7 separate regions of the Homo sapiens genome follow, and regions 1, 2, 4, 5, 6 and 7 are each linked to region 3. Evidence: chromatin contacts called from ENCODE Hi-C or POLR2A ChIA-PET data. All regions are on one chromosome and are shown on one strand. Each heading gives the region's core, a stretch centred on a gene start or an enhancer-like site at or near the end of the contact. The rest is flanking DNA. Distances are from core to core; before and after follow the strand shown. Region 1 holds the start of ADISSP (adipose secreted signaling protein). Region 2 holds the start of FAM110A (family with sequence similarity 110 member A). Region 3 holds the start of STK35 (serine/threonine kinase 35). Region 4 holds the start of CSNK2A1 (casein kinase 2 alpha 1). Region 5 holds the start of SRXN1 (sulfiredoxin 1). Region 6 holds the start of ITPA (inosine triphosphatase). Region 7 holds the start of DNAAF9 (dynein axonemal assembly factor 9).

Region 1 (3,848 bases), core at 1,039-3,538, 1.7 Mb before region 3:
AGGAACATTTGGCAAGGACAGGAGACCACAGTTCTTTGTGTGTGGTGTCCCTCCTACACTAAACTGTGAGTGCCTTCCACTCCACAGAGCCTAGCACAATAACTTACTCATCAGATACATTCAGTAAATGTTTGCTGAAAGGAGTTGACAATTCGGAAATAACCCCGGGCTGTGCAGTTAGCAGCCAGTTTGTGTTTGAGAGAGCCCACACCAGAGATGGTTTTGAGAAGTTGGCTAGAAAGACTTTTGAAAAAGGCAGGCTTGGGCCAGGCGCGGTGGCTCATGCCTGTAATCCCAGCACTTTGGGAGGCTGAGGCAGGCAGATCACTTGAGGCTAGGAGTTTGAGACCCACCTGACCAACATGGTGAAACCCTGTCTCCACTAAAAATACAAAAATTAGCCCTGGGTGTGGTGGCGCGCACCTAGAATCCCAGCTACTTGGGAGGCTGAGGCAGGAGAATGGCTTGAACCCGGCGGGGGAGGGGGTGGAGGCTGTAGTCAGCCGAGATGGCACCACTGAACTCAAGCCTGGGCGACAGAGTGAGACTCTGTCTCAAAAATAAATAAATAAATAAATAGGCAAAACTTATCTTGGTTGAAGAGGGCTTGAATTTTGGCTATGAGAAGAGAGCGGGGAGGGCCTTCCAGGTTGGAAGGTGGGATAATGAGGGGGAGGGGATCACAAATGTCTGCACAGACCCAGAAGGTAACTAACCGTGAGAAACAGGGATTAGCGGGGACTATGGTAAATTTATGTGCTCTTAAAGGGGCTTGTAATGCCAGGCTGGAAAGTGAGCCCATGTTGTCAGATCTTCTGATATTTCAAAAGCCACGAAACCAGATTCCTGATTCCAGAAAGAGGCGGAGGAGGCAGGAGGGGGAAGGACTTCTTTTAAAAAGCCCCATGTGAGCTAAACAAAATACACCTACGGGCCACTTTGGGCCCACCGTCTGCCAACTTTAGACTTTCAAGACAAGGTCTAAAGGTAGTGTGGTGGGAGTGGGTAGAGTGGGCAGGAGTGGATGGGCTGAGATCAGAATGTGAAAAGCTCTCAATGTAAGCGCTGTCTCTCAAACGCGAGGGCACATGAGTCACCCAAAGTGCTGCTGAAGTTTGTGAAGCGCTACTGGAGGCAGTCCCAGAGGGCTTTGGAGCAGGAGAGGGACGCGATGAAAACAAGAGCTCAGAAAGATTAATTTGCCAACAGTGTGCAGACTGGAGATCAGCAGACAGGTTATGGGCCACAGGGTGGCAGACTTGAGGGCTCCTTTAAGGCAGCGACCCCGGCCCTGCTGAAGGGAGGCTGGCCTTCGGCCGCCCAGGCCGTCTCTCTAGTTCCGTTGGAAGCAAGGCGCTGCGTGCTCCGGACGGCTTACTGAGGGCACTTTGGGGAATCCGTCCCCACGGGCGAAGTATAGGTGGGGTGTTCGCGAACCGGCGGGCGGAGAGCACCGGCAAGAACCCCCGCAGACCGGAGGGCCACGCCTCTCGCTCCTCGGCTCATTGCAGGCGCCCACATCCCACCCCGCGGTGCTGAGCGAGGCGCATCTCGCTGCCATGGCGACCGCCTCCATGGAGACCGGGAGCAGAGGCTGCGGTCCCCGGGGGCGCGTCACAGGCTCTCCCAGCCCCCAGCCCGCGTGCCTTCTTTGTTCTGATGCTTCTCCAGGCCGGGCCAGGCACCCGGGACGCGTCTCGGGCCCGCACGGGGGTTGCTTCTTTCGAGACAGGGGATGGGGTGGAAGGGGAAGAGGTCCAAACCCTGGGGTCGAAACAGGAGTGATGGAGGGTTCCTCAGCTCCTGAACGAGACCAACACGGCCCGTATCGATGGCCGAAGCCGGCGTGGAAGCCCAGGGAGAAAGGCCACCTTCGGGAGCTCCACCCAGCCCCGAGACGCGCCCGACAGCCCTCCCGAGAGCGAAGGGCCCAAGGGAGGTGCGTCCTAAGCAAGGTTCAAGGCTAGAGGCGCTATCCCCCAGGCGGAAGAAGGAGCGGGGGCGGGGCCTATCCGAGGCCCTCCTTCTCCCTCTTCGAGTGGTCGGTTCTGGCCCCTGGCCTAGTTGGGCCGCCTGCCCGTCTTCCTCGCGAGAGCTCGCCCGGCAGGCGCGGACTAGCAGGGCGCTGCCTCGGCGACCCTGGCACGTGACGTAGGCGGCCCTCGCCAGTTGGCCGTTCTTTGGAGCCCGCTCATTGGTCCGGAGCGTCCCTCGCCCCACCCTCCCAGATCAACCAATGGGCGGAGGCGGGGGCGTGCCGACGGGAGGGCGGCCGCGGCGCGGGGCTCCCTTCCTCGTGCTCGGCGTTGAGCTCCTGCAGCCGCCGCCGCTGCAGTGGTCGTCCCTGCCCTCCCCGGCCCCGGGGTGCACCCCGCAAGGTGAGGCCACCCCTCTGCTCCCTGCCTCCCGGTTCCTTCCCGTTCGCCGAGGTCCCCTCCCGGTCCCGGCCCTGTCCTGAGCAGTCAGTGCCTGGGACCCCAGCGGCCGTGATGGCAGGGCTGGGGTGGGGGGCTCCGCTGTCGGGGCCGGGCCTGGAGGACTCCCCAGCACCTGAACTAGAGTGATGTCAGGTTCCCGGGGCGCAGTGACCGTTAGCTGGTGCAGCTGGGGTGTTTTCCGCGAAGCGATTGTCCGGGGGCATGAGTGCGGTAGTGAGGGCGGGGGCGTAATGGGGTCAGCGCCCCCTCCTCCCCACGACCCTGTTCATTGCCGCTGCCTCGCTGCATGACCTTGGACCAGTAGCATCTCTGAGCCTCCGAGCCTCAGCACCCTCAGGAAGGAGGGCAGTGATGTCTGGGAGTGCGGGCTCCGGAGACTCCTGCGTCAGCCGAGGTGAGTGAAGGTGGGGAGTGCACAGGATTATCTCCGAGGGACAGAGCCGCCGCCTCGCAGCTCAGGATGGATTGGATGGGGGGGATGTCCGATTACATTTCCCCCCTCCCCCTGAGATGACAAGAATGGGGTGTGGCGGGGGTGCCACACCCACAGGGATGGCTGCCGGAGAGGATAAAGGGTCCTACACCTGGACCCTTGGGGCCTCGGGGGCTTGGGCTGCACCTCCCTCCCGGTGGTATGAAGGAGGAGGGACTGGATTTAGGTTCTGGACCCGTGTTTCCATTAGTAAGCAGGGACTGAGAAAGGGAAGTCTCCGCTTGCCTTTCTTCTTGAATCTTGGCACTGGAAAGTGGAGGTAGGGCATTTTTCTGCTCCGGGGAGTTGAAGAAAGTCGGGGCAGCACCCCATCCCTCTCCCATTCTGGTCTTTTGTGGAGGGAAAATGTAGCTGGATATCCCCCCACATTCTATCCATCCTGAGCTACGAGGCAGCAGCCCTGTCCCTGGGAGATAATCCTGTGTGCTCCCACCCTCACCTTGGCTGACCCCCTGGATCCAGCCTGGCCTCTGCTTCTTGGGACCTCTGGATCACAGGCCCAGGGCAGGGCCTAGGTGGGGCATGCTATCTGGAGGCTAAGCACCCACTAGCTGAGGGCAAAGTGGGGAGAATGCTGGGCAGAGGAGGGCAGCACTTGTTGGGGAGGCAGGAAGGTGTGGGTGGTGAGGGTCCCTTCTCCATATTCCCCCACCCCCACCCCCAGCACCTCACTGTTAGAAGGAGAGAGAACAGCCATACTTATCTTTGCACCTTTGGCCCACTGGAGGGAGAAGGAAATTAAATCACATTAAAGCTGAGTTGATGTGAAGCTGCCACAACTACTGACCTCCAGCCTTGCCTTTCCAGGCTTTGTTCTGAGTATGTGTGGCCTCTGCTGTGTCCAGTCCTGAGAGTCAGCGGGTCAGTGTGGCCCCATCTCAAGGCCTCAATGGCTGTTCTTTTCACAGGCGTGAGCT
Region 2 (3,383 bases), core at 434-2,933, 1.3 Mb after region 3:
GTGCACCATCATGACTTCTTAGCTCAGCCCAGAGACTGAAGAAACTTACTCAATGTCACAGAGCAACTCAGGGACAGGGCAGTGGTTTCATGATTTATAAATATGCATATATATACACATATATACATATATACACACATACATATATATACATATATGTGTGTGTGTATATATGTGTGTGTGTATATATATATATAGAGAGAGAGAGAGAGAGAGAGAGAGAGAGAGAGAGATGGGAGGACTGCACTTCATGAAGGCTGTGTGAGTTAACCTCCTGCCTGCAGAACACACAAATGGTCCATGAACGTTAGTTTCAGTCTTGATTACTGAGGTTTTGGGCATCCCTAAATTTTGCACTGGCTCAATTGCCTCAGCCCCTGCCTTGCATCACAGTGGGAGAAGATGATACATTTGCTAATAAGTAAAAAAACCAAAACATGCAAGAACCAGAGCAGGGCTTATGAAGTCAATAAATAATATTTGTTGAAAGAATAAAAGAAAGCCTTGTTTTCTTTCTGAGTCCTCGGAGATCCTGTCCCCCAAAGCCAGGGGCAGGCTCCAGAGGAGAGAGGATATGTAACTCCCTTATGAAGAGATTGAAGACTCTCAAAATGCATGATTCTGTGTGTCAAGGATTCTAAGATTGAAGCCAGAGGGACTAGGAGCTAACCACTGCATTGTCTGACTGTGACTTCGAAAAGGGGCTTAACTTCTTAGAACCTCCGTTTCCCCACCTACAAAAGGAGACTGACAATAGCAACCTAGGGGGCAGGGGGTGTCCCCAGGAGACACAGCAGGGTCTGGCCTAGGTCAGCTGCTCCACCTGGGGGGATTCCGGCCCCACTCCCAATTCCAAAGTCTCTGGTGACTAGTGGCTTTGGTTTAGGGACTGGCTCTATTCCCTTCCCCAAACTGGGGATGATTCCCAAGAGGCCAGCAGCGGCTCTGGGGGCTGGAGAATCTGCTGCCCCTGCATCCAGCCCAGAAATGTCAGTCCCGTCCGATCCCCAAAGAGTGGTCCTCTGTCCCCGTAGACAGAAAGGCGCCAAATGAGCCGAGTCCAACCCCGGACTGCGGAGAAGGAAAGACAGACGCCCAAAGGGGGTATCCCGAGGACAGTGTGGGGCGCGGGGATATGTGATCCAGCCAGGGGTCTACAGGTCCCTGCCGATAAAACGCTGGGAAAATGACTACCAGTTGCCCGTCTGGGCCTCTCAAGGCAAGTCCAGATGTGACTAGACTAGGGGGCTGCGAGGTGGGGCAGAAAGACTTGAACTGGATTCTCCGCCAGAGCTCGCCGGGCCGGGACACTTGCCTCTCTGAGCCTCAGAGTCCTCATCTGTGAAATGACACGCAGGTACGACGCGGGGAGAAAGCAGACAGCAGACGCTCGGGGAACGGGGCCCCCAGACCCGGGGTCGCACCCGGACCCACCCGCGCCCTCACCTGGAGCCCGCGCTAGGCGTGTCCCGGCTCCTCTCGCGCAGGCTTTGGAGAGGCTGACAGCTCGGACCCGGGCCGGTAGTGGCCGCTCCCAACGACGCCCAGGAGGCCCCAGCCCCGCGTGGGCACCTTTGGGGTCCCCTTTGGAGCTGCCCTCCGCGGTCGAGCTGAGCGGGTGGCCCTCACTGTCGAAGGCCCCCACCGCAGGGAAAGTCCCTGGGGCGCCGTGGAAGGGGAAGTGAGCACGCCGCCCCCCTTCACACCAGAATGGTTCGCCCCGGACTTCCTGATTGGTTCCTCGCTTCCGTTCGAACGGCGCGCCGCCAGGGTTGCCAGGCGACCGCTTAGCTTCCCCCGCCCGAAGGAGAGGCGCTGCTCAGCAGCTCCGCCCGCTCCTCCCAGCCGGCCCCACCTTCTTCCTGCCGCCGCTTCAGCCCCGGCGCCTGGTTCTTTCCCTTCCTCCTCCTCCCTCCCGCGGCCAGCTGGGACTTCCTCTAGGACCCCAGCTGGAAGAGCTCCAGTTAGAGGGCCCTGGCTGGTTCCTAGTCCTGACTTTGACGCTAACTCCCTATGTGACCCGGTGCAAGCCCCTTCCTTTCTCTGTTCTCCTAACTGCATGATGATGAGTGAGTTAATTTTAAAATGTGCATACCCAGCAGTCCCGAAATTTACAAAGGAAATGACCAAAGATATGAGCAAAGATTAATATTGCTCAGCCTTATTCATCATAGCAAAATAATGGAAACAACTTCAATGCCTCTTGAAAGGGATTGGTTATATAATTCCATCCTGTGGAGGAGCTAACTTAATTGAGCTTTTTGCATGCCGGGTAGCTTTACAGAACAAGTCTTGTCAAGGCTTATGACATAACCCTCTAAAAGTACTTTTAATTATTAACACTTTATTTATTTCTTTATCTTTTTCTTTTCTTTTTTTTTTTTTTTTTTTGAGATGGAGTCTCACTCTGTCGCCCAGGCTGGAGTGCAGTGGCAGGATCTCAGCTCACAGCAGCCTCAATCTCCTGGGGTCAAGCAATCTTCCCACCTCAGCCTCCCAAGTAGCTGGGACTACAGGTGTGCACCACCACACCCGGTATTTTCTGTATTTTTTGTAGGGATGGGGTTTTGCCATGTTGCCCAGACTGATCTTAAACTCCTGAGCTCTAGCAATTCTACCAACTCAGCCTCCCAAAGTACTAGGATTACAGGCATGAGCCACGCCACCTAGCCTAATTTTTCCCACTTTCTGATGAGGAATATTATGCAGCCATTAAAAGTGAAGTAGCTACCAGGAGCAGTGGCTCACACCTGTAATCCCAGCACTTTGGGAGGCTGAGGCGACCAGATCACCTGAAGTCAGGAGTTCAAGACCAGCCTGGCCAACGTGGTGAAACCTCGTCTCTACTAAAAATACAAAAATTAGCCAGGCGTGGTGCCACATGCCTGTAATCCCAGCTACTCAGGAGGCTGAGGCAGGAGAATAGATTGAACCTGGGATGTGGGGGATGCAGTAAGCTGAGATCATGCCACTGCACCCCAACCTGGGCAAGAGATCATCTCAAAAAGATAAAAATAAAAGTGAAGTAGCTAGAAGATATTTAAAGATAGGGGGAAATGCTAAGTATTAAACATTGGTTTATTTATGTTTTTTAGAGACAGGGTCTAGCTCTGTTGCCCAGGGTGGAGTGCAGTGGTGCAATCATAGCTCACTGTAACCTAGGTTGAAGCAATCCTCACACCTCAGCCTCCAGAGTAACTAAGACTACAGGCCCGCATCACCATGTCAAGCTACGGGTCTCGCTATGTTGCCCCAGGCCAGTCTAGAACTCCTGGCCTCAAGTGATCCTCCTGCTTTGGCCTCCTGAATTTCTAGGATTACAGGCATAAGCCAATGCACCCCTCCCAAATTTTTTTGAAGTACAGTATGCTTCAAAACACTAT
Region 3 (3,637 bases), core at 226-2,725:
CTGGGCTAACCCATTGCGCTGCAGGACGCACTCCTCAAACTGCACGACGTTCTGGTGGCGCCGCTTGAGGCTGGTGAGGGCCCAGAATTCAGCCAGCGCCAGCTCCACGTTCTCGGGGGCGTCGCAGCGGATCTTCTTGACCGCCACCCGGGCCCCGCTGCGCCCGGCCACTGCCTCATAAACCACGCCGTAGCTGCCGCGCCCGATCTCCGCCAACAGGCTGTAACGCGGCCGCGCGGACCCGCCACCGCCCTCAGGCCGTCGCCGCGCCAGGAAGGCCTCGCCCGGGGCCTCGGCCGCCACCGGATCCATGGCCCGGGCCGCCGCCGCCGGCCTCAGCTTCGTGCTGGGCGCCCGCGGCACTGGGCTTCGCCTTTTCCGCTCCGGGCTTTGTGTACCTCTGCGGGCGCCGTCCTTCCCCGTTTCCATGGCTGCGGGCGGCGGGGGGAGCAGCAACGGCGCTGCCCGGGCCCCCCCTGCCTCATCCCTCCGTCCGGCCCTGGGACGCGGAGGAGCCGGACCTTGGATTGTGACCTGCGGGCGAAAGAATCGGTTAAACGGCCAGGCCAAGGCGGGGAGGCCAGGAGCGTAGGCCGCGGGGCGTCCCACCTCCTCCTCCCCCGGCCGCCGCGGCCCCTTTAAGACGGAAGCCACCGCCGCTGATTGAACGGGGGAGGGGAGGGGAAAGCGGGAAAGACCGAACCACTGGGCAGCAGCTCAGAGGGGGAACCGGAAAGAAAAGCACAAACTCTCCGCTCTCTCTGTTAGCTTGTCATGTAGCGATAGGAAAAAGAAGAGCCAGCAAGCTTCACGCCTTCTGAAAACCGCTTAGAGACGCGATTTGGCCGGCGGAAATATTTTTCTTTGCTTGGCCCCCTCTGTGACGCTCCTCCCCGCGCCCCGCCTTGTGTTCGCCCGGGTGTAAACAGTCCATTGAATTAAGCCCTAGCGGAGCCCAGCGGACCGACCCAAGTCCCCGAGGGCGACGGGTAGAAGGGATTGGCTGAAAAGTTCGGCTTCTCGGAGTGCGACTGGCCGAGGACCCGATTTCCCTTCCCAAGCGCGGAGGCAGTGGCAGTAACTCCAGCCTCGGCGCTGGCCTTCAGTCCTCCAACGGCGCCCTTACCTGGCCCGCGCACCTCCACTTCCGGGCGGCCCGTTTCCCCCCTGGAGCCCCTGCCTGGGGATGGTCCGCTCCGGGCCCGGGCTGCCTCCGGGACCGAGCAGCGCGGGAGGTGGCGGCCCGAGCCCGGCGTGTAGCGGATCCTTCTGCTGCCGCGGCGCTCGCTGGGGAAGCCTGGGCTCCTAGGCTCCCGTGGCTTTCCACGTGTTCGCGCCAGCTGAGCCCTTTACATAACCTCTTTACATAAGCTGCACCTCCCGCCGGCGCCCGGGCCAGCGGAGACTCCTGGTGGCCCATCCCCCGGGACGCCAGCCGAGTGAGCCCTGCACCGCCCGGTCCTGCAAAGGTCGACGGAGCAGCCGCAGCCGAGCGCACCGGCACGCCTTGCCGGGACCCAATCACTGGCGAGAACACCCAGCCAACAAAAAATAGGCGCGAAATTCCCGTGATCCGCGGCGGGCTCCGGGTCTCCGCAGCGGCCCGCGCATCACTATCCCTTCTCGCCTGATCTGCGTGAAGACCAACCGTCCGCAGTAGGCGCCTAATAAATACTGACTGGGTGATTGTCTTGGTCGTTTGATTCATAGCTCTGTCCTGGGAACCTCAGGGACTGGGTTGGAATCCCGACCTTCCCTTCTACCAGCCCAGTGATCTTGTGCAAATCATTGACCCACCCTGAGCATCCGTTTATCTAATGATCCTCTGCAAAATGGATAGAATGGGCTTTAATTCCCAGGAATGATAGACCCAAATGAAATACCTAGATGGAGGCTAATTGGGTGTGGGGCTGTTAGTACCCAAAGCTCCCATTTAGGCACAGATTTTTGAATATTTTGTTCTGTATTTTGTATTCCAGTGTAGGCCTAGTGGGTGCCCAGTGTTTGTTAACTGAATCTACAGATGTTTATTGAACACCCGTAATGTGCTAGGCACCATTCCAAGTCGCTGGGGAAAGAGCAATAGACAAGGCAGTTTCTGCCTTGGTTGAGGTTCTGTGCCACTGCAGGAGACAAACCACATGGGTGGCCTTGGGCAAGTTAGTCAACCTTCTTGTGTATTTGTTCCTTACCTGTAAGAAGATCCACAGAGGTTATACAGGTAAAGCACTTAGGACAGCCTTGCACACAATGTTAAGTATTATTAAATAAATGCACAGGATAATTTTTGCCAGTGGTAAGTGTGATGGAGAAAAAGAATGAGCTAAAGAGTGCTCACTGGATACAGGCCATTTCTTATAATGTATTTGGTCGCTGAAAACCTCTTAACTTTTTTGTGATTAAATTTCAAATTTACACATAAATTTCAAGAATCGTAAAGATCATATACTTTTCCACTAGAATAACAAATTGTTATATTTTGCTGCATATCCATATCCTCTCGTGTATGTGTATATATACACACAAATACATATTGTGTGTGGATATCTATATGGTATATACCCCAAAAGAAAGGAAATCAGTATACGGTATATAGATATTCACACACACACATATATAATGTATATATTCTTTTTTACTACATCATTTTAGAGTTTCCAACATCAAACTCCTTTATCCTAAATATATGTGTGTGTTTCCTTAAAAAAAAGACATTATCTGGCATAATCTCAGTACAGTGGTCAAAAATCAGGAATTTTAACAATGATACAATTGTTTTATTTAATACACTCCATCCATATTTAAATTTTGCTAATGGTCCCAATAATGTCCTTTATAGCTATTCCCCAGGATCCAATTCAGGATCAGACGTTGCACTGAGTTGTCATGCCTCTTTAGTTTCTTTTAATCTGGAAGGGCAGTTAGTTATCCAGCCTTTCTTTGTCTTTCATGACCTTGACATTTTTGAAGAATACTGGCGAGTTATATTGTAGAATGTCCCTAAATTTTTATTCATCTGTGTTTTCTTATTAGTTTCAGAGTATCCATTTTTCTCTCCTCCCCCACCCCCCACCAACCCATCCCTTGCTATTCTGAGAGGGTATGCATTTTTTGGCAGGACTACTGCTGAAAAAAGTTGCCTCCTCAGGGCCTTTCATCAGGAGGCACATGGCATTGTGTTTGTCCCAGTATTCGTGGTGTTAACTTCCATCATTTGGTTGAGGTGGTGTAGGAGTAGTTACACTCTACCATAAAGTTACGATTTTTCCTTCTGTAACTATTAAGTATTCTGTGGGAAGATATTTTGAGACTATTTAAATATCCTCTTCTTTAGACTCTTACCCACTGGTTTCAGAATTCATGGTGATTCTTGCTTGAAACAATTATTACAGTTGCAAAATGGTGATCAGAAGGTCTTTTTAACCATAACCTTTTTTCTATTTCTGTGAAGAATGTCATTGGTATTTTGATAGGGATTGCATTGACTCTTTAGATTGCTTTGGGTAGTATGGACATTTTAACCAATGTTGATTCTTCCTATCCATGAACATGAAATATCTTTCCATTTTTTGTGTGTCCTCTTCAATTTCTTTAATCAGTGTTTTATAGTTTTCATTATAGAGATCTTTCATTTCTT
Region 4 (3,916 bases), core at 270-2,769, 1.6 Mb after region 3:
AGGCAATTGGGATCAGATGTCACAAGCTGTCTAGCAGATGAGGTCCAGAGAAGGCCACAGCCACCTCCCTGAGGCCATCACTATAAGTCTGCAGCCACCACCAGCCCTAACCCCACATGGGGAAGAGGTGCCTCTTTGGGAGCAGAGGTGCTAGTCAGCTGACAAACTGTGAAGGCAGGGCTGTGGAGGGTGGAGAGGCCCATTCCTGAGACAACCAGCTATTCTGAGACAGTTAGGGATAATGGTTGGTACTGAAAGAACCTGGCCTCCTCACCCTCGTTCCAGTGCTCACACCTCTGTCCCACCAGAGGTGAGACTAATACTTGAACTCCTTTCAGCAACTCTTAGACGCTTCAGCTTTTATCAGGGCCTGCAAAGGAGAGGTTGATCATCAGATGGAGCCCTGTCCACTGGGGGCTCCCAGTCTGATGGAGGAGACAGACTGAGGTCCTCAGGTTACTGACTGATAGTGTCTGGGTTGGAGGGAGTTAAACAGAGAGGAGACCCCTAGAGGAAAGGATCCCTGAATTAGTTCAATCGGCATACAGAAATTATCCAGTCCATGAGGTGACAGTAAGAGAAGTAACTGCCAGTGTAAAGGGAGGGAGGCAACACAGCTAAGTTCCAGGAATTGTTTGCAGTCTTGTGGGTGGAATCTTCCGGAATTTGAGAAGAGAGTGGCAGAATAGGAGGCTGGAAAGGAGGGTTTGGCCAAATTATGGAGGACTCTGAATGTCAAGTGAAGAGTTTGGGCTATCTTTGGTGCATAAAGAGGTCCATGGGAGATTTTTGACCATAGGGAGACCATGATGAGCTCTGCATGGTAGAAAGTGCTTTGTGGCTGTTTTGGGGAGGTAGCTCGGGCAAGGAGAGCAGGGGTGGGAGGCAGATAGAAGGAAAAAAAAACACTGTATTTTGGACGCACAGCTCTTGGCAGGACTCCTGTAGGAGGAAGGAATTGGGCCTTGGTCTCTTGAGAGCTAGTATCCTCACTTCTCAGACTCCTGCGCCATGCCCTTCCTAGGGTCCAACTTTCATTCACTTCTTCCGAACTCCAAGTTTGAATAGAAAGTGTTGCTGAAACCCTAATTTAAAACGAGGGGTCAGAGCAAAAGAGACTTCAGCTCCCAGAATGCTTGGCTCTACAGCTCTGCAGGTCGCGCATGGTTCTTTTCAAGAAAGGGGGGCCAGCTGGGTGAAGTGTGGGAAACCTGGGTACCGCCATCTTAACTTGGGTCAAACCAACTGTTCACCTAATGGGAGGTTCGTGTTCTCTCTGTTGTCACTTGTTAACACTATTGAAATAAAATGCGCTTAACTATTGCAAGTCTCCTTATTCTGCTTTGCGTTGGGGATTCCTTCCATTTTGCACCCTAGGCCAGAACTGAATCCCTAAGGTTACAATAGGACATCCCAGCATGGCCGCATTCAGAGAGATTCCTCTGGGGGCGGAGTCGGAAGCTGTCTCGCCCCGCCTCCTGGTAGGAGGGGGTTTCCGCTTCCGGCAGCAGCGGCTGCAGCCTCGCTCTGGTCCCTGCGGCTGGCGGCCGAGCCGTGTGTCTCCTCCTCCATCGCCGCCATATTGTCTGTGTGAGCAGAGGGGAGAGCGGCCGCCGCCGCTGCCGCTTCCACCACAGGTACCTAGGGAGCAGCCAGGCGAGGTCGTTGGCGGGTGGGGTGGGCCCAGGATAGGGCAGCGGAGCGCGGCCGACCCTCACGCTTCCAGCAGACTCCTGAGCGGCCCGTCGCCTTCCCCTGCCCCCACCTTCACACATAAACCAAGCGAGGCCCCTGCAGCCCATCGGGGAGGCCCAGGGGCCACCCCTCAGGGCGGAGGGCGAGGTTTGGGGGCAGAGGCCGATGTGAGGGTGGGAACCGGCTGCCGGAGTCCAGCTTATTGCAGAGGAGAGGACTGAACTGGGTGGGGACTAGGGGACAACTTGGAGGAGGGGGTCGTCAGAGGGGGAAGGGAACTTGAGGGGTGGGGCCGCAGGGGGGTGCTGGGGGAGGGTGCGGAGGGAGTGGTGCCTGCTGGGTAGTGTGCAGTGAACCCTCCCGCGAAACTGGGCAGCTGGAGTAGGGGCCTTCTTAGGGTCCCTCTGGGCGGGGCTGAGCTTCCCACCTGCAGAGTGGGTGCGAGGTGGAGAGAACCCCAGGCGGGGTTGCTGGGGCGAAAGGGGGAAGGGACCAAGACGTGGGGCAGAACGTCTGGAGTTGGAGTTAAGGACTAGTTAGGAGCCTGGATAGAAAAAGAGGTATGGAGAGAAAGCTTGGCTAAGGGTATACATATGTTGGTGACCTTTTGAAAGAGTAGGACTTTTCAATTTTGTTTTTCGTTGTGTGTTTTTTGCAGTGTTGGAACATTGCTAGATTAAGCAGGTGATGGGTGGAGCTTCTGTAGTTTGTTTTGGGGAAGCAGAGTCAGGGTCAGGAGAAGTTGCATCTTGGCTATTGCTTTGTGTGGAGGAAAGAGTTTTGAAAAGAAGGTGGCAAATTATTTGGGAAGACTTGATTACTTTTCAGCTGTTTAATTCTACGAGAATGGGACATGGGGAGAGGAAATGAAAACTAAGAAGAGAGGCCGGGCGTGTGGCTCACGCCTGTAATCCCAGCACTCTGGGAGGCCGAGGCGGGTGGATCACGAGGTCAGGAGTTCGAGACCAGCCTGACCAACACGGTGAAACCCCGTCTGTACTAAAAATGCAAATATCAGCCGGGCTTGGTGGCGCGCGCCTGTAATCCCAGCTACTCGGGAGGCTAAGGCAGGAGAATCGCTTGAACCTGGGAGGCGGAGGTGGCAGTGAGCTGAGATCCGCCACTGCACTCCAGCCTGGGCGACAGAGCGAGACTCCGCCTCAAAAAGAAAAAAGAAAACTAAGAAGGGAAGATTTTTCCAAGAATTGGAGACTTCATTCCATCTGAGGAGTGCAGTGTAGGCCCAGTGGTTAAAAACCAGACTGCCTAGGTTCTCAAATATCAGGGCCATTGCTACTTAGCTGTGTGACCTAAACTCTCTAAGCCTCAGTTTTCCCGTCTGTAAAAGGGGGATGATGGTATTTTCTAGCTTGTGAGTTTACGGAGAAGAGTAAATAAGACAATTTGTGTCAAGTGCTTACTACAGTGTCTGGCAGGTAGTAAGTGTAGTAAGTAGCTTTTACCTGTCACTGTAAAGGGACTAGCTGGTATATTTGGGGCTCTTCTGTTCTAAGTAAAATTTATAGTCAAGAATTTGACTGTAGACAGGGCTTTAGAGTAGTATCTTTGTAGTTGTTGTAGGGTTTTGTTGTAAGTCATTTGGCTTTACTGGCTTGGTGGACCTGGGGCTGAAAGTCCAGTACCAATACTAGTTCTCCTCCGTGGTATTCTCAAAAGTTCACCTGCAGTCTTAGCAGGGCATGTTTTTGTCCTTCTGTGACTTTGAAATACTTGGCTTTGGTTTGCTATTGCGGGAGGGTGTATGACTTGAAGAAAGAATGCAAGATTGGAAATTTGCTTAGATTGATTAATCAACTGATTATACAGTTAGGTCCCCGTGAGGTGACTTTTCTTTAAAAATAAAAAAAAGCCTAGTTATGTACTCCTTTGTGGAATACAGAGAAGAGAAATACACATTTAAGGAGGAGCATGGGTTAGTTTCTAAGTAGTTATGGGTGAAGTGCCTTGCAATTTGAGGATGAAACAGGTGGCAACTCCTTTTCCATACTGCGCGTCCTTTTCCTACTCACTCATCCAGAGTGAGTCCTTGTTTTTACTATTGTCTCTATCTCTGAACATACATCTTTGTGTCACATAAGTAAAGACATATGTATGTATGTATATATACTTTACTTCACATAAGTAAAATATATACATCTTTACTTCACACTCTGTTAAAGAAAGGGATGATTTTCTTTAGGAAGTGAGTTTAAACCCTTCC
Region 5 (3,607 bases), core at 533-3,032, 1.4 Mb after region 3:
CTGGTCTCGAACTCCTGGCCTCAAGTGATTCGCCTGCCTCAGCCTTCCAAAGTGCTGGGATTACAGGTGTGAGCCACCGGGCCCAGCCAGAACTGGAGTCTTTGGTCACATTGTTCAACTGCCTCTTTACCAACCTTGGACATACCTACCTCCAAACATTTTATTATGTGAGAAAACAAACCTTCTTATTGCTTAAGCCATTTTGAATTGGGCCATAGATATCTTAACACAGAGAATTTGATACCAGGAAATGAGGCCTCCCTGGGTACACCATGATGATAGAATCAGGCCAGAGCTCCACTTTTCCACTCTAGAAACTGTTATCCTGCCATTCTTACTTCCTGTAATGAGGAAGATGTTTTAGAAGGGATAACTTCCCTCTTGATGAAATTCTCTAATTCTGAATAATTCTGGGGCTGAGGTGTGGGTGTCAGTTCTACTTCTTGAAATAAAGTATCATTTAGGTGCGCACGGGAATTATGTTTCGAAAGGGAAAGGCTGGAGTCTTGGTGTCAGTGTTCTAAGGTTTTGTGAGAGACTAAGAACCCAAAATAAATGATCTTCAACAGCAAAATGGATGTTATGCAATTCACAGAGCACTATGAGCACTCTCTCAATTCACACAACTTTGAGTGATGGGCAGCATGACTTCATTTTACAGACGGGGTTCAGAAAGTGTCAGCAACTGGTGGAAGGCAAAGTAGAAACTCCTGGCTCCCTCCTTCGTCTCCAGTTTTCTCCAGCTGGCAGGGTAAGTATGCATTTCTCCATGTTCGTGCCATTCAGGTTGAGAAGGAAGACAAGCAAACCAGACATGCTTGTCTTCGACCGAGTCTGGGATCGTCCACCTTCCTGCTTGGAGTTGGTGGTTAAGTGGCCCCACAGTTTGGACTCGTGTGACCTGACTTTCATTTCAGCTGACCTTGAACAGCGGGTCTATAACTGCACCTACTTCCAGTAGTGTTGTAATGACACAAACAGACAGTGTGGAACTTGAAGGCAGGGCCCACCCATTGTCAGCGCGACTCCTGAGGGCTCCGTGTGACAGTCACTGTTGCTGAACCAAGGCAGCCAACGGTGGGGTAGAAGGCGGACTCTGGAGCCAGACCGTCTGGATTTGAACGCGGATTCGGCCACTTACTAGTTCCGTGATCTTGGGTACATCACTTAAACCTGTGTCTCAGTCTCCTCTTCTGTAAAATGGGAATAACAGTCATACCTTCCTTGCAGGGTTGTTTTGAGGTTCAGATACGTTAATACACGTGCAAAATGTTCGGAACGACTCCAGACACAGCCGGCGCCAGACTGGAAGTGGAACCGCTGGTGGGGATCATAACCTCGCTGGCTAGGAACCCCAGCAGCGGGGCAGCAGCGCACCGCGGGCTTTGCCGACTCACCCTGGCTGGGCAGGTCCGCCGCGCTCTCCCCCGCCCCCGCCCCCGCGGCCTAAGTCGGCCCGGCCGGTGCGTCACCCGCGCCCCTCCCGCCCCGCGACCTGCAAACTCACCCTGAGTCAGCCCGCCCGGGCGTTTCCACTCCCCGGACGCCGCGCGGCGCAGGGGAGGCGAGAGGCGCCCCCCGGTGGAGAGCCTGAGCCCCGCGCGAGTCTGGCGGCACCTGGCGAGCGGAGCCGGAGTCGGGCTGGGGACCGCGGGGTCGAGGCCGGACCGCGGCGGGGTCGGGGGAGAAACGCGCGCTGCCCTGGCACGGGCCCCCCCCCCCGGCCGCGCGGAATGGTATGGCCCGGCCGGAGTTAAGGCCGGGGGGAGGCGGCGAGTCCCGCGGCGGCGGCGACGATGGGGCTGCGTGCAGGAGGAACGCTGGGCAGGGCCGGCGCGGGTCGGGGGGCGCCCGAGGGGCCCGGGCCGAGCGGCGGCGCGCAGGGCGGCAGCATCCACTCGGGCCGCATCGCCGCGGTGCACAACGTGCCGCTGAGCGTGCTCATCCGGCCGCTGCCGTCCGTGTTGGACCCCGCCAAGGTGCAGAGCCTCGTGGACACGATCCGGGTGAGGCCTCGGGGAGTCCAGCCAACCGGAGGGAGGGCTTCGGAGGAGGGAGGTTGCCGGAGGAGGGAGGTCGCTGCGATGGACGCGAGACGGACTGGTTCCGGGCCCAGCCGGAGCTCAGCCTCTGCTGTGTGACCTTGAGCAAGTAGCTGGGCCTCTCTGGGCCTCTGTTTCCTCACTTGAGCAAGGAGGGAATTGGGCGAGATAATTAAAGTAGTGATGATAACGCTTATAACGCTAGTGCTTGCAGTGGTCCAGGAACTGCAGGAAGTCCCTCAGTTTCCTATGCCAACCCTAGGAGGTAGATAGTGGCTCTTTTGCAGACGAGAACTGAGGCAGGGAAGATTTCAGCGGCTTGACTAAGATCAGGCGCTTAAAAAGTGACACGGCTGGAATTCACACCCAGGCAGCCTGGGCCCCACTGCCCAGCACATGGCCACCGCACTACCCGGAGATAAGCCGTGGGCTCTCATGGCTGTGACAGTCAGTGACAGTGGGACTAGGTGTGTCATATCTGCTGGGAGGCCCTTGTCTGAATGGGAAGTGGGAGAGGTCAAGGGTCAGCTCCACCACTGAGGAAGGGTGTTAAGAATACCGGAGTGATTCTGGCAGGAACTTGGGGGCCCCGCAAGAACAGGTGTCAGGTTAGGCCTACATAACGTTGTGTCCCCTTCCCCCGACCCTTGGAAGGTGAGCACATGAGATCCCTAAGCCCCACCCAGCACCTCTACAGCCACCCCCGATAACTTTCAGTCCTAGTATTTACACTAGTGTCCTCACTGCCTGGAGCCACTTCCCCAGACAACCACAGGGCCTGCTCCCCTGCCTGGTTCAGCTCTCTGCCTCCTTGATCACCCTTGGTCAGAGTCACTGGCCTCTCTAGCTCTCCCCTTAGCCCGAGATGTTTTTCAGGATACCACTTATGTCCACCAGAAATTATATTATACATCTATTTGTGTTGCATTTTATTTTCTGTCTTCCTGACCTCACGTGCACTCCACAAGGGCGAGGACCTCGTCCCATCTTATCTGTTGCCACAATAGTAGCACGGCGCCTGGCTGAGATGGGAAGGGATCTGCCATGCATGCCCTGTCCCACCACTGGGCTTTTTCTCCCGTTGAGAACCTCTTCTATCTCTGCCTTGTCGTTTCTCACTCTTTCTCGGTCTTCCTGTCTCAGTGTCAGGATCTTCCCTGACCATCCCTACCGGGTTAGGAGCTTCTGTGGGCCTGCAGCCACCTGTGTGCCCACCTGCATAGCTCTGATCTCACTGGCTTTTTTTTTTTTTTTTTAAGACGTTGTCTGGGTCTGTCACCCTGGCTGGAGTGCAGTGGCACGATCTTGGCTCACTGCAACCTCCGCCTCCCGGGTTCAAGCCATTCTCCTGCCTCAGCCTCCCAAGTAGCTGGGATTACAGGCGCCCACCACCACGCCTGGCTAATTTTTGTATTTTTAGTAGAGATGGGGTTTCACCCTGTTGGCCAGGCTGGTCTGAAACTCCAGACCTCAAGCGATCTGCCCACCTCGGCCTCCCAAAGTGCTGGGATTACAGCCCACTGGCTTTTAACGTCCTGTCTAGACACCTGCCTTCCGTGCTAGAA
Region 6 (3,602 bases), core at 236-2,735, 1.1 Mb before region 3:
GCTTCCTAGGTTCAAGCGATTCTCCTGTCTCAGCCTCCCGAGTAGCTGGGACTACAGGCACGTGTCACCATGCCCAGTTAATTTTTGTATTTTTAGTAGAGATGAAGTTTCATGATGTTGGCCAGGCTGGTCTTGAACTCCTGACCTCAGATGTTCTGCCCACCTCAGCCTCCCAAAGTGCTGGGATTACAGGCGTGAGGCACTGCACTCGGGTTCCAGCTCCTTCTTTAAGTGAGGGCAATATTCTCAGCCAGAGGTTTGGGGTCTCATGCCCACTGTCCTGCATGGGCTCTGTTCAGGGTGGACTGCCTGACTGGTCTGGCCTCAGGATCCCAAACCTTTTTTCGGCAAAAGGCTCTGGTTCCTGAGAAGGCCACTCAGTCCTGGCACCAAAGTGACATCAGTCCCTCCCTACACTACAGGCAAATGTAGGTGTCCCTAGTGATTACACCCCACTGGTCTGCCTCAGACATATCCAGTGGGTGTCATCCTGATCCCCCACACATGACCCCCACTCCATGGCTATGGCTGATTGAACAGGGGCAAACTCTTGATTCAAGCAAAGCCAGTCGGAGCTGATATCTGGTAGAAGCCTCATTGTTCCATCCCCCAGCAGGGAAGAAAGGGGAAAGATATGAACAGGAATAGGGATCAGCATCCAGAGAGAACAAGGACAAGTCAGCTTCTTGAGAGAACTTCAGGTCCTGTGGGACACGATAACACTATATTCCCACAGGAGTCATCTGGTGGCTTACATGAGCTCCCTGTGTGTTTCTGTTACTTGCTAGCCACAAAGTCCCTGCAAACAGAAACTTTAGATCCACTGCCTCCTTTACTCCTCCTCTCTATAGCGCTGTGAAGCAAATGTCCTGCATCATCCCCATTTCACACACGCGAAAAGAGGTTAGAACATTTCAGGACGGTGGTGAGGCACGGACTGCTCAGTGTGGAACTCCGTCCCACGCCCTCTCTGGGTCCTGCTAGCCCTGGCCCAGCAGCGGGATGTGGATAAGTCCCAGAAGAGTGTCGGGACACTGGGTTGGGGTCTACTTCAATAGGTGACCTTCGGGGCGGTTGTTAAGAGCCCCGCTACTCCTCCGGGTCCCGCAGTCGCTGACCACACAAGCCCTGTGTCGGGATCTGTCGAGACCCTCGTTCCCTCGCCAACCCCGGGGCGCCCCGATTCTGCAGCCACTCCCTTCTTGCGCCCCAGCTTTTCCACACAGCCGGGTCAGGACCCATTCTTCCGGGCTGAATTCTGTTCTCTCTCCATGCCTCCTCCCACGTGCTTCCCTCCTCCCGGAAGCCCCTTCTCCGCCCTATTCCCAGCCGCCTCCCAGTTAGCCCCCAACACCCTCCCGGCACCTCCTCCAGCTTCTTGGCGTTCCCCGTTACAAACACGATCTTCTTCCCCACCAATGAGGCCGCCATGGTGATCCCCGGTTACCCAGCTGAGCCACCGAAAACTCCTTGGCGTCCAGTGACAGAAAACTTCCGGCTGGTGGCGGAAGTGAACGGCTCAGTTTCCGGCCAGGGGTCCCGGGGAAAGCCGACCCGGACCCCAAGGCGCGTATCGGGCGAGTGGGCTCGCGGTGGCGGCCTAGCCCACAGCGTCCGATTTGCTGGGGGCCTCCCGAGCCTGGAGACTGAGTGACCCACCCCTCCTGCCTAAGGGACGCTATCTTCAAGAACCGGAAGAGACCACTCCCACCCCCACCCCGCCCCTGCTTTCGCTCTTCTCTGCAATGGGGTCTCCGAAAGGAGAAGACTGCAGCCCTGTGACCCTGGAGGTTTGCGCTCTCCTATGCTGTCTCAAAAAACTGCCTCCTTCTAGGCAAGGGCTTCCAAACCCTCATCCTGATCTCACCTTCAGCCTTACCCGCCAGCTATGATCCACTCGACTGTGAACTTAAACTCGGCATAGCCTAAAACAAGCCCAAACTTCTCACCCGTTTTCACTCCTAGGCTTGAGAGCTCAGTATGTAGAGTTCCTCACTTCCTCATCCCTCCAGCCTCTCAAATCTATCACCCCTTCTCCGTGGCCACCGTTTCAGCCAGATCTTTGCATTCCAAACACAACAGAAAGTAGGAAGTGCCCTCTCAAAGGTGGGTCTGCTGAACCTCTGCTGATACTCTCTTTGCAGCAAGTCATCTGACCTCCCTCCTCCAGAGACTCAGCCCTCTGCCCCCCGCCTGGACCCCTGTGTCAGTACCTCTTGAATGGCCACTTCTGCCCATGGACAAGAAAGGGAGGGAGTCTGAGTTCTTACCAAGCTCCTCAGGCCATTCTGATGCTCATCAAAGTGTGGGAAAGCCCGGTGGCTCACGCCTGTAATCCCAGCACTTTGGGAGGCTGAGGCGAGTGGATCACCCGAGGTCAGGAGTTTGAAACCAGCCTGACCAACATGGAGAAACCCCATCTCTACCAAAAAGTACAAAATTAGCTGGGCATGGTGGTGCATGCCTGTAATCCCAGTTCAGAGAATTCAGGATTCAGGAGAATCGCCTGAATTCGGGAGGTGGGGGTTGCAGTGAGCGGAGATCGTGCCATCGGACTCCAGCCTGGGCAACAAGAGCAAAACTGCGTCTGAAAAAGAAAAAAAATGTGTGGGAACCACTGCTTTGGGTGGTGACCTGTTTTCTTTTATTGAAGTAGAAACACTAACCATTATGCAGAGTCCCTAGAGGAGTGGCCATGGGGATTTGGGGGCAGAGGAGGGCTTGGGGGACATCAGTTACCCCGAGGAGCCTGAAAAGAAGAAAAACAGCCCACCTTACATGGATGCCTTTCTTGGATCTTAGCCAGCTCAAGCCCCAGCTCAGGAAAACCTTCCCTGAGCTCCCTTTCATCTGCTTGCATAGCACTGACCTCTGCACTGCAAATAGATATTCATTTGTGTGATTCTGTTTTCTCTTCTAAAAATCCTAATGGTAAAAACCATATCTGTTTTTGCTCACCTCTCTTTTTCTTTTTTTTTTTTTTTTTTGAGACGGAGTCTTGCTCTAGTCACCTGGCCTGGAGTGCAATGGCATGATCTTGGCTCACTGCAACCTCTGTCTCCTGGGTTGAAGCGATTCTCCTGCCTCAGCCTCCTGAGTAGCTGGGACTACAAGCACCCCCCACGACGCCCAGCTAATTTCTGCATTTTTAGTAGAGACGGGGTTTCACCATGTTGGCCAGGCTGGTCTCGAACTCCTGACGTCGTGATATGCCCACCTCGGCCTCCCTAAGTGCTGGGATTACAGGCATCAGCCACTGTGTTTTGTTGTTGTTGTTGTTGTTGTTTTGAGATGGAGTCTTGCTCTTGTCGCCCAGGCTTGAGTGCAGTGGCACGATCTCGGCTCACTTCAACCTCCGACTCCCGGGTTCAAGGGATTCTCCTGCCTCAGCCTCCTGAGTAGCTGGGATTACAGACATGCACCACCACACCCAGTGAATTTTTGTACTTTTAGTAGAGGTGGGGTTTCACCATATTGACCAGGCTGGTCTCAAACTCCTGACCTCAGGAGATCCCTCCACCTCAGCCTCCCAAAGTGCTGAGATTACAGGCTTGAGCCACGGTGCCCAGCCTCACCTCTCATTCTTAAATCCCAGCTCCTGG
Region 7 (3,811 bases), core at 293-2,792, 1.3 Mb before region 3:
TCAGGAGTTTGAGACCAGTCTGGCCAACATGGCAAAACCCGTCTCTACTAAAAATACAAAAATGAGCCAGGCGTGGTGGCGGGAGCCTGTAATCCCAGCTACTCGGTAGGCTGAGGTAGGAGAATCGCTTGAACCGGGAGGCAGAGGTTGCAGTGAGCCGAGATCGCGCCACTGCACTCCAGCCTGGGCGACAGAATGAGACTCAGTCTGGGAAAGAAAAAAAAATGGTTTTGGAAATATTCGCCTTCAGGGATTGGCTGTCTTTCCGAATCAGAAGTGGAGTGCGGCAGCTGAGTACCCACTGACTTTCGGAAGCCTGGTCGCTGGTGTCAGGCACTTGTTGATTGGCTATTGTCGGAGGCTTAGAGCGGTCACTGATTGGCTGACTTTCAGAAGCGTGGGGTTGTCATTGATTTACTAAGAAGCATAGTTACCGGAGTGAGGCTATCGCTGATTGGCTGATTTTCAGAGCTGCTGCACCGACGAGAAGTTATCTCTAAATAATGGTGGTTATTTGTTCACGACTCCGGACTTGAGCTAAAAAAGTATTTTCCTTTCTTGAATATGAAAGACGAGCACTTTAAATTCCTACTCCCTTCTGGTCTTCCCTCAGCCAAACCTGAAGGAGACACCATAGGGATTGTCCAAATCTTCATTAGTGTAGGAAGGATTTTCAGCCAGTGTTGTAATTTAAGTGATCTAGCACCAATTACTGTGGGAGAAAAATAGCTCTAATTATTGCAATTTAGTGTAAAAAGATGAATACAGGACATTTAAGGCATTCCGACGAGGTCAACGAAGGACGCAGGCCAATAATCATTAAATACGTCCTGTATATACAGGACTCCTGGCAACTATCAGTGCAGTATTTCCCAAGTTTCTTGTACATGTCCCTGCAGAAACCGGTAGAGCTAGGATCTTAACAGTAAAGGTTAGGGGTCTTCTGGGATCCTGTGCGCCTCTAACGCTCATGCCCTGCGCAGGGCTGGGTGCGCACTGCTGCGCTAACCCGAGGCCGGCTAGGAATCTATTGGATGTTTGAAGGGTGGGTGCGGAATTGATGACCAGGAAGCGGGAAGACACCGTTCCGGAGAACAGGGAAGCGAGCCGGGTACTGGGGAGGTGCGCTGGGTACTGGGGAGGTGCGCTGGATCCTGACGCCGGAGCGGAAGACTTCGCTGGAGGCCGGGGCTGGTCGGGCGGGGCGGGGCGGGCAGAGGCGGAGGGGCGGGGCCGGGCTGGGAGAGGCTCCGCCCCCGGGCGCGTCCGTGTGCGTGGCCGGGGGGCGCCGCGCAGAGCCCCGCTCTATGATGCCGGGCTTGAGGACGAGGCCGGGCGGCGCTGTGGCAACCCTCACCCTGCGGACACGCGCTCCCAACATCCGGTCCGGCGGCCTCGCAGCTTAAGAAGTGGGGTCCCTGTGGCCGTGCGCCGACCCCCAACTCCAGCCGCTCCCAACGCCCCCATCCGCTCTCGGTGCGCGCGCCCCCTCCACGCCCCCGCCCCCGCCCCCGCCGGGCCCGCGCGCCGCGCCCCCTCCCACCCGGCACGCCCTGCCGCCCCGCCCGGCCGCAGCTAGCGTGGAGCCGCCCTGCGGGCAACTGAGACCCTCGCAGCTGCACCGTCCTCCTCCGCCGCCAGTCGTCCGCCGCCATGGACGTGTACCCCCCGCGCCGGCAGGGGCTGCCCCGCGCTCGGTCCCCTGGCGGCTCCAGCCGCGGGTCACCCTCCGTCAGGTACGCGGGGCAGAGGCAGCCGAGGGGCGGCCGGGCGGGGGATGCGGGCTGTCGGGGTCCGGCGACGCCTCCCGCCGCAGGGCGTGGTCCGACATGGCTTCCTCGGGACGGTTCTTTGCTGAACGGCTCAGGGAGGAATTTTTCCCAGGAACGGCGCCCTCTGTAGAGGCCCCACAATGGCTCCCCTTTGGACAACCCCGCAACGGTTTCCCCACAATGGCTCCCCCACAGACAACCCTGCAACGGTTTCCCCACAATGGCTTCCCTAGGGACAGCGATTCCCTGTGAAGACACTGTTATGACGTCCTCACCCCCATAGAACGTTTCTCCCAGGAAGGATTCTTCTACACAGAACCCCACAGAGGCTTCCCTATGAATAACTCACTCGCCTTCCCCAGGGAATGTTTCCCTCAGAAACTGCTACTCTACAGACCTCACACCTCCACACACACAATAGCTCCCTCGTGTAGAACCCCCAAATGGATTACCTAGAAAGCCCCCTCCCGTGGGTCTCTAGAGCCTTTGCCCTTGACAACGGCTTCCTTAAAGAGTGTCCCCCGCCCCCTACGTACATAATGACAGCATCTCCCCTGTCGCGCGTTTCCCCAGCTCCCCCTGCCTCAGCCTGCATCGCGACGCCCCCTCACTCCACAATAGGGAGCTCGGGTTGGGAGGAAGTAGAGGTATTAGGGACGCAGGAGGAAAAACTGGATAAATAGGGGAAAGAGGCCTAGAACCTCCGAAAGCGGCGGACGCCAGGCCCCTTACCGTAGAGACACAGTCCCAAGCTACCTCAGTATGGGGAGGGGGTGATCGTGGGGAGCGTTCCCCGCCCCCTTTAGATATAGGAAGATCCGTTTCCGATTTCTGTGCCCTATGCGTTTGGTGCTGATCTTGTTGGTCTGGGCATTGTTTGTGATGGAGCTGGTGTGGGGCGCCGGCGCAGTGTGGAGGTTGGAATGATGGAGGGGTTGCAGCAGAGACCTTTGAGAAGGAGAGGGAGAGGGGGAATGCGAGCGATGAGCTTTGGTACTGCTAAACTGTCATTAAAACAGGAGAGGGTTTTGTTGTTGTTTGCTTTTTCTTATTCTAGCCACATAGCAAAGCAAATATATTGTTCCCTTGAAAGGAGGTTGCCAATCTACATGTTAAAACAGTTTTCTTATATTCTTGTTATGGTACTTAAGGCATATGTTTTAACTTTGCTTGCTGATCTGATTTTTGGGGTTGTTTGTTTGCTTTAACTAGACCAAATTATTGGAGAACAAGAAACTGATTCTTAGAAACCTGTTTCTTTTTTACTTCCCTGCATTCCTTTCCACAACCCAGAATCCAGTATATGTTTGTTGAACAAATAAAGGATAGAGAAGGTGGGGGGTAGATACCAATGAAACATTGCATTTAGGAGTCCTAAATTGCTTCGAATCTGTCAGGTGACATTTTTGAACTCCTGCTCTGCCCTTCAGTGTAATTCCTTGTGGGCTTTACAGTTCCAAGTTTAACTGCTTATAGTAACGCATCTCCAATCCTTTGCAACATTTCTGCCAGTTTCACTGTCTGAAGCAGAAAGTATTTGAACTTGTATAGACATTGCATAGGATACTTTAGAACAGCCATCCGTTAAATCTAGGCTCTGTGTGGACTTGAGGTTTATCCCAGATCATCTTGAGCTTAGGAATTTGGATTTGAGTCTGTTGAGATCTTTAGGGGGAAAAAAATCATCTCTACCTTAGAATCTGTCTCTTAAATGCTGCCTTTCTTGTTTTTAGTAGCATGGCCATGTGCTTTTTATTTATTCTTTTAAAGGTAGTGATTCTATGTTCAAAGAAGTATGCTGGCTCACTTTACTGATCATACCCGAACTCCAAATCTTCTATCAAGTGGTTTGAATAAAATTTGATTTCAGACAAGGAATAGTGCAAGGAACCCCAAGGCCTAGCTGCCCCCAATACCTTTGGTGAAAGAAATTTGCTGAAGGCTTCCCTCCTTTCCCCACTTCTACATGATTGAACGTGCTTTTCTTGCCCATTCAAGCCTTTCCCTTACTCTTGACATTGAATGTTACTAGCACTTTC

The links. Hi-C counts contacts between places; a loop is a spot of excess contacts on that map. ChIA-PET counts read pairs that join two places held with the same protein, here RNA polymerase II (POLR2A). Pooled maps may share reads with other maps.
Region 1: a loop to region 3 is called in a map of CD8-positive, alpha-beta T cell, with 24 times the contacts of the local background. The contact joins the promoter of ADISSP here to the promoter of STK35 in region 3. A Hi-C loop is called at or near these places in 1 of 168 maps with a recorded cell type or tissue (CD8-positive, alpha-beta T cell), 2 of 37 single-sample maps with no recorded cell type and 6 of 50 pooled maps.
Region 2: a map of B cell shows a loop between it and region 3 (19-fold over the local background). The contact joins the promoter of FAM110A here to the promoter of STK35 in region 3. A Hi-C loop is called at or near these places in 8 of 168 maps with a recorded cell type or tissue (B cell, CD4-positive, alpha-beta T cell, CD8-positive, alpha-beta T cell and 3 more), 9 of 37 single-sample maps with no recorded cell type and 19 of 50 pooled maps. POLR2A ChIA-PET finds 5 or more read pairs at or near these places in 4 of 52 experiments (CD4-positive, alpha-beta T cell, Panc1, activated CD4-positive, alpha-beta T cell and 1 more).
Region 4: a loop to region 3 is called in a map of CD8-positive, alpha-beta T cell, with 17 times the contacts of the local background. The contact joins the promoter of CSNK2A1 here to the promoter of STK35 in region 3. A Hi-C loop is called at or near these places in 3 of 168 maps with a recorded cell type or tissue (CD8-positive, alpha-beta T cell, ascending aorta and naive thymus-derived CD4-positive, alpha-beta T cell), 4 of 37 single-sample maps with no recorded cell type and 17 of 50 pooled maps.
Region 5: a loop to region 3 is called in a pooled map, with 17 times the contacts of the local background. The contact joins the promoter of SRXN1 here to the promoter of STK35 in region 3. A Hi-C loop is called at or near these places in 2 of 37 single-sample maps with no recorded cell type and 10 of 50 pooled maps.
Region 6: a pooled map shows a loop between it and region 3 (6-fold over the local background). The contact joins the promoter of ITPA here to the promoter of STK35 in region 3. A Hi-C loop is called at or near these places in 1 of 37 single-sample maps with no recorded cell type and 8 of 50 pooled maps. POLR2A ChIA-PET finds 5 or more read pairs at or near these places in 1 of 52 experiments (HEK293).
Region 7: a map of gastrocnemius medialis shows a loop between it and region 3 (10-fold over the local background). The contact joins the promoter of DNAAF9 here to the promoter of STK35 in region 3. A Hi-C loop is called at or near these places in 2 of 168 maps with a recorded cell type or tissue (gastrocnemius medialis and naive thymus-derived CD4-positive, alpha-beta T cell) and 10 of 50 pooled maps.

The regions. Positions count from the first base shown.
Region 1 is chr20:3,766,193-3,770,040 of GRCh38, reverse strand. It overlaps ADISSP (adipose secreted signaling protein), which reads left to right and starts at 2,288. Exons shown (of 6, transcript NM_001258429.2): 1 at 2,288-2,378. RefSeq lists enhancers at 954-1,003, 1,665-2,251, 2,379-3,143 and a silencer at 2,154-2,393.
Region 2 is chr20:832,015-835,397 of GRCh38, reverse strand. FAM110A (family with sequence similarity 110 member A) reads right to left here and starts at 1,683. Exons shown (of 2, transcript NM_001042353.3): 1 at 1,447-1,683. RefSeq lists a silencer at 1,283-1,432.
Region 3 is chr20:2,099,665-2,103,301 of GRCh38, reverse strand. STK35 (serine/threonine kinase 35) reads right to left here and starts at 1,475. Exons shown (of 4, transcript NM_080836.4): 1 at 1,127-1,475; 2 at 1-534. The coding sequence starts at 1,420. RefSeq lists silencers at 60-109, 130-659, 950-999, 1,010-1,299, 1,400-1,589 and an enhancer at 1-714.
Region 4 is chr20:541,393-545,308 of GRCh38, reverse strand. It overlaps CSNK2A1 (casein kinase 2 alpha 1), which reads left to right and starts at 1,519. Exons shown (of 14, transcript NM_177559.3): 1 at 1,519-1,637. RefSeq lists enhancers at 1,054-1,113, 1,224-1,273, 1,384-1,463, 1,484-1,633, 1,119-1,812 and 1 more and a silencer at 1,954-2,013.
Region 5 is chr20:651,375-654,981 of GRCh38, reverse strand. It overlaps SRXN1 (sulfiredoxin 1), which reads left to right and starts at 1,782. Exons shown (of 2, transcript NM_080725.3): 1 at 1,782-2,006. The coding sequence starts at 1,797. LOC107985423 (a long non-coding RNA gene) reads right to left here and starts at 2,029. Exons shown (of 2, transcript XR_001754452.2): 1 at 1,508-2,029; 2 at 1-1,193. RefSeq lists a silencer at 1,345-1,904.
Region 6 is chr20:3,207,381-3,210,982 of GRCh38, reverse strand. It overlaps ITPA (inosine triphosphatase), which reads right to left and starts at 1,485. Exons shown (of 8, transcript NM_033453.4): 1 at 1,366-1,485. The coding sequence starts at 1,431. RefSeq lists enhancers at 1,290-1,359, 1,242-1,890.
Region 7 is chr20:3,405,400-3,409,210 of GRCh38, reverse strand. DNAAF9 (dynein axonemal assembly factor 9) reads left to right here and starts at 1,542. Exons shown (of 37, transcript NM_001009984.3): 1 at 1,542-1,736. The coding sequence starts at 1,654. RefSeq lists enhancers at 141-642, 1,019-1,218 and silencers at 1,209-1,458, 1,499-1,738, 1,799-1,878.